Linked DNA regions of Homo sapiens: region 1 is linked to region 2. The links are chromatin contacts, found by Hi-C or POLR2A ChIA-PET in ENCODE. All regions are on one chromosome and are shown on one strand. Each heading gives the region's core, a stretch centred on a gene start or an enhancer-like site at or near the end of the contact. The rest is flanking DNA. Distances are from core to core; before and after follow the strand shown. Region 1 holds the start of EIF2B1 (eukaryotic translation initiation factor 2B subunit alpha). Region 2 overlaps ATP6V0A2 (ATPase H+ transporting V0 subunit a2).

Region 1 (3,698 bases), core at 1,169-3,668, 110 kb after region 2:
TTTTTTCTTTCTTAATGGTATATTAAATAAGGGCACATCTCATAATCAATATTATCTTAGATTAGCTGAAATATGATATATGGTATTCGTATTCTGCAAATGAAAGTAACTTGTCCTAAGTCACATATGGCCTGCTAACAAGTGGCAAGGCCAAAGCCCTGTTCTAAAGACAGATCTGCTTGACTATAAAGACTGTGGCTCTTCACTGCCCCACTGCCCACCTCTGACAACCCACAGCTCTCTCTTCTAATGACACTTAGCACTTACTATTTTATTTTACAGTTAGTTGTGCTTCTGATCTCTCGTCCCAGTCCTGCCCACTTAAGACTGTGGACTTCTTAAAAAATGATGGAATTTGCTAATCCTAGGATAAAATAATGTGTGTAAATCAGAACTGGTGTAGTGGCTCACGCCTGTAATCCCAACACTTTGGGAGGTCGAGGCAGGAAGATTGCTTCAGCCCAGGAGTTTGAGACCAGCCTGGGCAAAACAGTGAGACCTTATCTCTACCTTTTTTTTTTTTTTTTTTTTGCGACGGAGACTTGCTCTGTCGCCCAAGCTGGAGTGCAGTGGCACGATCTTGGCTCACTGCAACCTCTGCCTCCTGGGTTCAAGCAATTTTCCTGCCTCAGCCTCCTGAGTAGCTGGGATTATAGGTGTGCGCCACCTTGTCCGGTTAATTTTTTTGTATTTTGAGCAGAGACGGGGTTTCACCATGTTGGCCAGGCTGGTCTCGAACTCCCGACCTCAAGTGATCCACCCACCTTGGCCTTCCAAAATGCTGGGATTACAGGCGTGAGCCACTGTGCCCAGCCACTTTTTTTCTTTTTTAATAGAAAAACAAAACAAAAAAATGTGTAAATCACACAACAAAGCACCTAGGACAGAAGCACTTAATACAACTGTGTCTGCCAGACAGAAAAAGCGTTGCCTGTAAAGAAAGGTGTGCATCTATACACATGCAATGACCCTGTGAATTTCCTTCTTTAGTTCGCTACCTCATTTGTAGACAGGAGCAATGCCAGGCCTGCCTCCCTCACAGGGTTGTGGTATGGTTTCACATCAATTAAGAGAGGATGGACAATTATTACAGTTCCTGAAAGGACTCCCCTATCTCTATTCTTGCTCCCCACAGTCCATTTTCCACACAACAGCCACAGTGATCTTTTAAAATTGCAAACCAGATCATAACACTTTCTGGCTTAAAACTCTACAATGTCTTTGTATTGCACCTAAAAATAAAGGCCAACTTCTCTATCACGGCCAATAAGGCCCTGCATGACCTGAAACTGGCTGGTTCTCTGATCTCATCCCTCTAGCCTCCTTTTAAATCTTCAAGACATCTGACTCTGTATGTGGTAGTTTAATGTATGAATGAGTCTCCCCACCATCCTCTACCCGCAAGCTCTCCATTTCTCCCTTCTCAGTGTAACTTGGTGGCTCAATCTGCCACAGGGCCCATGCACTTAAAGTGCACTTCCCCCAGAACTTCACATAATCATTCAAGTCGGTTTCAATATCCTGCACTTTTCCTAGGCCCCTATCTAAAACAGCTCCTCCTCAATCCTAGTCACAATGTACTATTGTAACTAGGACCGTACTGTTACATCATCTTCATAGCTCTTTTCATCCTTTGAAAAATAATTTATTTTTTAATTTTTTATTGACGAGGTCATGCCCTGTCGGCCATGCTGGGTGCAGTACTGCCATAATAGCTCACTGAAGCCTCGAATTCCTGGGCTCAAGTGATTCTCCCGCCTCAGCCTCCCGCGTAGCTGGGACCACAGACACGCGCTACCACGCCCGGCTAATATTTCATTTTTTTTGTAGAGATGGGGTCTGGCTGTGTTGCCCAGGCAGGTCTCGAACTCCCGGCTTCAAGCGATTCTCCCTCCTCGGCCTCCCAAAGTGCTGGGATTACAGGCCTAATCCACCGGGGTGCGACCCGGCCGAAATTATTTTTATTTATTGTCATCTGTTTCACCCAGTAGACTGTAACCTCCACTAAGGCCCCTGTCTGTCACGATCTCTGCTAAAATCCAGAAAATAATGCCTGTACACAGGAGGCGATCCAAAACTATTTACTGAATGAATGACTGAATGCCTTGGCTACTCCTCTAAAGACCAAACGGATTCTATCCAGCCCAAAAGACACATTCCATCTGGCCAGTCGTAGCCGGACCGAGACAGCCGAGCCCCGGAGTCGAAGTCCCGCCCTGCAGGGTCCTCACCGTCTGAAACCATGGCTGTCCCAGCACCTCAGCGCAGAGCAAGTGGTGGTCAGGGGAGCGTCTCAAATCCTGCGCAGCCCAACGTCCGGCGCCGCCAAGTGACGCACGAGGTGCTGTGACTCGTGCCAGCCCCCTAATCTGCGGAAGTGGAGTGCGGGGAGTGCGCCGGAAGAGGGGTACGGAAGTGCGCCGGAAGTGGGGTGCGGAGGTGTGCAGCGCGCTGTCAGACTGGCTCGCAGGCGGCGCGGCCGGCGGACCCGTTCGAGACAGCGCGGGCGGCTCGGGTCCCCTGGGGCTCCGCAGCAGGAGGACGCCATGGACGACAAGGGTAAATCAAGACAGGCCAGGGCTGCTAGGCTACAGCAGCGCCGTTCAGGGGTCCCCCCAACCTCTCACATCCAGGCTGAGCTCCCGAAGAGATTTCTTTTGAATTTCAGGCTGCTCCGCTGGTTGTGTTTCCAGAGTCACAACTAAATCCCTCGCGCTGCTCTTGTTTTCAGGGATGCGCCCTGGCAGTATCTGCAGGCATCCCTCCCACACATACGCTCCTTCCCAGTGCCAGTCTCCTTCCTGCCTTGTTGGATCTGTCATTAAAATTAGAATGAATAAGGCATATTTGATGTGCTCATCTAGTATGGTTATTAAGTGAAAAACAAGGGCAAACTAATACACTTTTCATGTAAAGAAATAAAGGGGAGTGGGTGGAACTCCATGTATAATATTTGTAACATATATGTGTATGTGAATAGACATGTATTAGCATAGACTGTCTGGAGGGGTGCAGGAGAAATTGGCAAGATGGTTGACTCTGGGATCCTCTCAGATTTTAGGACCAAAGAGGCTGAAGAGAGAATGACTTTTCATCATCATTTACTCGGGCTTAATTTTTAGGCCTTGCACACCAGTAGCTTTTTTTTTTTTTTTTTTGAGACGGAGTCTCGCTCTGTCACCCAGGCTGGAGTGCAGTGGCGCAGTCTCGGCTCACTGCAAGCTCCGCCTCCCGGGTTCACGCCATTCTCCTGCCTCAGCCTCCCAAGTAGCTGGGACTACAGGCGCCCGCCACTACGCCCGGCTAATTTTTTGTATTTTTAGTAGAGACGGGGTTTCACCGTTTTAGCCGGGATGGTCTCGATCTCCTGACCTCGTGATCCGCCCGCCTCGGACTCCCAAAGTGCTGGGATTACAGGCGTGAGCCACCGCGCCCGGCCACCAGTAGCTTTTTCAAAATAAAAAAGAGCTCTTGCAAACAGCAAAGTGGTATTTTCTCTATTCCCATCAACATTTATTGCATCCCTGAAACCAAATACCCTAAAAAGAAAGTATTTTTTAAATTGTTTGCTTCTTAAAGTCAACAGTCATTAACAAGCTCTCTTGCCTTATAGGCTGCTAAATGAATTAGGTGAATCACTTTTTTCCCTTTTTCCAGAGTTAATTGAATACTTTAAGTCTCAGATGAAAGAAGATCCT
Region 2 (3,977 bases), core at 951-3,450:
CAGAATATGGTTACTGGAGGGTGTCCATGTGACAGCTGTCGGTGTGGGCACGACCCTCACCACTCACTTCTCAGAAAACAGCCTCGCCCCGCAGACATCCCTGTCAGCCGCAGCTGACAGGCCACACACCTGCCCAGCACAGCCGCAGCCTACAGCAAACATCTAAGAGGTGTCTCTCTTTCGGTCACTGCTAATGCCACCTAACCAGATATATGAGCTGGAGTGTTTATATTTTTACCTCTTGTGACTGATTTAGTCTGGGATGATTTTCATTTAACACCAACAAGAGGGCAAATAAAAACATCACAAAGCCATGTCCGAAGTCTCCAAACATCACAGCAAATAAAAACGGGAAGGTGATGATGGTAAAGAGAGCTGCAGAAAAAAGGGAAAGAGATTTCTGATTCACAGCAAATATGGAAAACCTGAGTTCATTCAAACACAATGATACATAACAATCTTGACTTTCTCCAGAATTCACAAGATAGGATTGTGTGGTTACATTTAAAACCTTATACTTTTAAATAAGATAGCAAAAAAGTAATGGTCAGCCTCTCTTTCCAAATATCTATTCCATTCTTAGAGCAAGAATGCAACAATGCCATTGGAAATACGGGTATTTACAAATCAGACTTCCAACCTGGATTGACTTCTCTGTAGCTTCCGACTCCATAAGCATCCACGATGTTCTGAAATCCCTCGGTGAATTTGTTGGTGCGGATCCGAGTGGGGGGTGTTTCTTTTGTGGGGATTATATTCATGAATGAGGGGATTGTAGCACCACTCTCTCTCTTCCACATAAACAAGGAAAGATAAAAAATTACTATCCAAGAAGAAAATAACTATCCATATTCAACGAATCTGGGTTACTGCTTTGTTTTTTGGTTTTTTTTGGTGGTGTTGTTTTGTTTTGTTTTTTTTTGAGACGGAGTTTCACTCTTGTTGCCCAGGCTGGAGTGCAATGGTGTGATCTCGGCTCACCGCAACCTCTGCCTCCCAGGCTCAAGCGATTCCCCTGCCTCAGCCTCCCTAGTAGCTGGGATTACAGGCATATGCAACCATGCCCGTCTAATTTTGTATTTTTAGTAGAGACGGGGTTTCTCCATGTAGGTCAGGCTGGTCTCGAACTCCCGACCTCAGGTGATCCACCTGTCTCAGCCTCCCAATGTGCTGGGATTACAGGTGTGAGCACCGTGCCCAGCCTTGTGTTACTGCTTTGGCAACGCTGTGTGTGTGGCTTTGGTGCAGGATTAATCTCCACTCAACAGGGTCAAGAGCAGCCAGAGGGCCTGGAGGAAAAGTCCATCTGTGAGGAATCAGGGGGTGGCAAGGGCGGCACTTGGGGCCTGTGGCCTCCAAGAAGGAAGGGTGAGAGCAGGACTGAATGCGCCGGAAGTGAATGGGGGCTGGGGAATGCGGGGCACGTGGGTATGGAGTCGGCTCAGTCACTGACAGAAAACCGACACTGAGTACTTTATCTCTTAAAAACGGTGAAGAAAGAGGAAGTTTGAGACAACTGCAATATACTTAATAAAAAAATGAGAAAGGCAAGAATAAACCAAAATGTCAACATGAATTCTATTATGGCAGAATCATAAATATAACTTTATCCATCAGTGTTTGCAATTCTTCTGAAATGCATTATATTGATTTATAATGAAAACACTTTTAAAATAAGGTAAACAGGTTATTGACAGAATAGTAGATTTTCTGGTCAAAATAAGTCTTTTTTTTTTTTTAAAGAAGGAGTCTCGCTCTGTCACCCAGGCTGGAGTGCAGTGGTGTGATCTCGGCTCACTGCAACCTCTGCCTTCCAGGTTCAAGCGATTCTCGTGCCTCAGCCTCCCAAGTAGTTGGGATTACATTGCACACCACCACGCCTGGTTAGTTTTTGTATTTTTAGTAGAGACGGAGTTTCACCATGTTAGCCAGGCTGGTCTCGAACTCCTAACCTCAGGTGATCTGCCCACCTCGGCCTCCCAAAGTGCTGGGATTATAGGAGTGAGCCACTGCACCCGGCCAAAATGTGTCTCTTAAAACGTATGCATGTAATGGGGTTCTGGGGAAATTCTCGAGGGTGGCACAGCTTTGAACGTCCCCAAGTCCCCTTCAGAACAGAAAGTGCAACCAGCTAGCAAGACCTAAAGCCTACGGATGGCATTTACAGCCAAACCACGTCCCCACAGTCCCCAAAATACAAATGGGTGAGGAAACCACCAACAGCTACAAGACCTACCCAGCAGCCTCCAGAGCAGAGGATGCAAGTAAGCAATGTGGCCTCCAAGGGGCCTGGGCCAACAACACCAAAAATGGCCAGAAAGAACCTCCCTGGGAAAGCAGAGGAGGCCAAACCACAAAAAGCAGCTGGAACTGGGAAGAGTTCTGTCCAGTCCAAGAGTAGGCGACGGCACAGGGGCCATGGGCAGTGAAGTCTGCAGGGGTTGGGGCAGGGCAGCCCAGTCCCTAAACTCACGGCACTGACCTGCCAGGTCCTCCCCTGTTGAGCGGCCACACGCTGAGGAGAAACTGCTGGGAGTGAGATCAAAACTGAGCAGGACAGGAACGAAAGAGAAAAGACAGAGGAGTTCACAAGAGAGACACAGAGGACATCTCAGATCCAGGACCCGACGTGTTTGCATTCAGTACACAAAAAATAAAAAAAAGAAAAAACCATCAGTGAGGTTAGGATCGCTATCCTGAACCTGCCATCTTCTAAAAGTTCCTTGAGTACCATAAACATCTGCCAGAAAACTATTTTCATGTAAATATACATTTATATTGCTTGTGTAATAATATAGAATCTCCTTGAGCAGGACAGGCATGGTGGCTCATGCTTGTCATCCCAGCACTTTGGGAGGCTGAGACAGGAGGGTCACTTAAGCCCAGGAGTTCAAGACCAGACACCGTCTTTTGTAGAGACCCCATCTCTACAAAAAAATATAAATAACTAACTAAATAAATAAATAAATTAGCCAGGCATAGTAGTGCATGCCTGTAGTTCCAGCTACTCAGGAGGCTGAGACGAGACGGGAGGATTGCTTGAACCCAGGAGTTTGAGATTGCAGTGAGCTACGACCATTACCACTGTTCTCCAGCCTGGGAAACAGAGTGAGACCTTGTCTAAAAAATGAATTTCCTTGAGCAGCTAAGCATCTTCACCATGTTCCATAAATCTTTTTTTTTTTAAACCTCCGCCTCTGGGGTTCAAGGGAGTCCCGTGACTCAGCCTTCCAAGTAACTGGGATAACAGGCACGTGCCACCATGCCTGGCTAATTTTTTTTCTATTGTGTATTTTTTGTATTTTTTAGTAGAGACAGGGTCTCGCCATGTTGGCCAGGCTAGTCTCAAACTCCTGGACTCAAGTGATCCGCCCGCCTCAGCCTCCAGAGTGCTGGGATTACCAGCGTGAGTTACCGCATCCAGCCTCAAAAGTCTAATTTCATTTAAAAGTGAGCAAGAGGAGGGAGAAGCCCAATCTTACATAAGGTCATAAGAAGAAAAAAGCCAAGGAGTAGAATACCATCCCCACAGACAGTGAGAAGATGCCAGAAAGAATGTCCACAAAACAAATAAAACCATTGTAACTTACTGTTTCAAAAGGAGTTAAAAGAATTAAAAAAAAAATACAGGACAGGAAAAAGCACCAGGAATCAGATTTTAAAAGACTCAGAAATGAGGTAACAGAACTCAAGAAGGAATTAGGAAAAAAAGAAAGAAATTATTTCAGAAGTAAGACAAAACTAGAAGGAACACAAAAGTGAAGAACCCTTCCTCATACTGCCGTAAGAGAAACAGAAGGCGCGAAGAGGAGAAATCTTACAAATCAAAAAGAAGTAACGAAAGACAAAAAGGATTCAAAGGAAAGTGACAGATACTGAAGATAAGCAAAGAAGGTTCCACTGAAAGATGACAGGAGGTCCTAAAAGAAGAAAACCAAAGCAAGACAGTAGAGCAAATACCAAAAACTATAATTCAG

The links. A loop is a pair of places that touch in the nucleus more often than their neighbours do. ChIA-PET counts read pairs that join two places held with the same protein, here RNA polymerase II (POLR2A). Pooled maps may share reads with other maps.
Region 1: a loop to region 2 is called in a pooled map, with 2.3 times the contacts of the local background. The contact joins the promoter of EIF2B1 here to the enhancer-like site in region 2. A Hi-C loop is called at or near these places in 1 of 168 maps with a recorded cell type or tissue (chondrocyte), 1 of 37 single-sample maps with no recorded cell type and 3 of 50 pooled maps. POLR2A ChIA-PET finds 5 or more read pairs at or near these places in 3 of 52 experiments (activated B cell, activated naive CD4-positive, alpha-beta T cell and naive thymus-derived CD8-positive, alpha-beta T cell).

What each region holds. Positions count from the first base shown.
Region 1 is chr12:123,632,406-123,636,103 of GRCh38, reverse strand. It overlaps EIF2B1 (eukaryotic translation initiation factor 2B subunit alpha), which reads left to right and starts at 2,418. Exons shown (of 9, transcript NM_001414.4): 1 at 2,418-2,559; 2 at 3,658-3,698. The coding sequence starts at 2,547. It overlaps GTF2H3 (general transcription factor IIH subunit 3), which reads right to left and starts at 2,275. Exons shown (of 13, transcript NM_001516.5): 1 at 2,232-2,275. The coding sequence starts at 2,244. RefSeq lists an enhancer at 2,202-2,391.
Region 2 is chr12:123,740,599-123,744,575 of GRCh38, reverse strand. It overlaps ATP6V0A2 (ATPase H+ transporting V0 subunit a2), which reads right to left. Exons shown (of 20, transcript NM_012463.4): 10 at 641-791; 11 at 239-375. Among named protein-coding and RNA genes, the nearest start is that of DNAH10, 20 kb to the left of the region's middle. Within about 2 kb of position 2,200, at least 3 of the 41 ENCODE cell types and tissues checked have a DNase peak (open chromatin) inside an H3K27ac peak, as active enhancers do.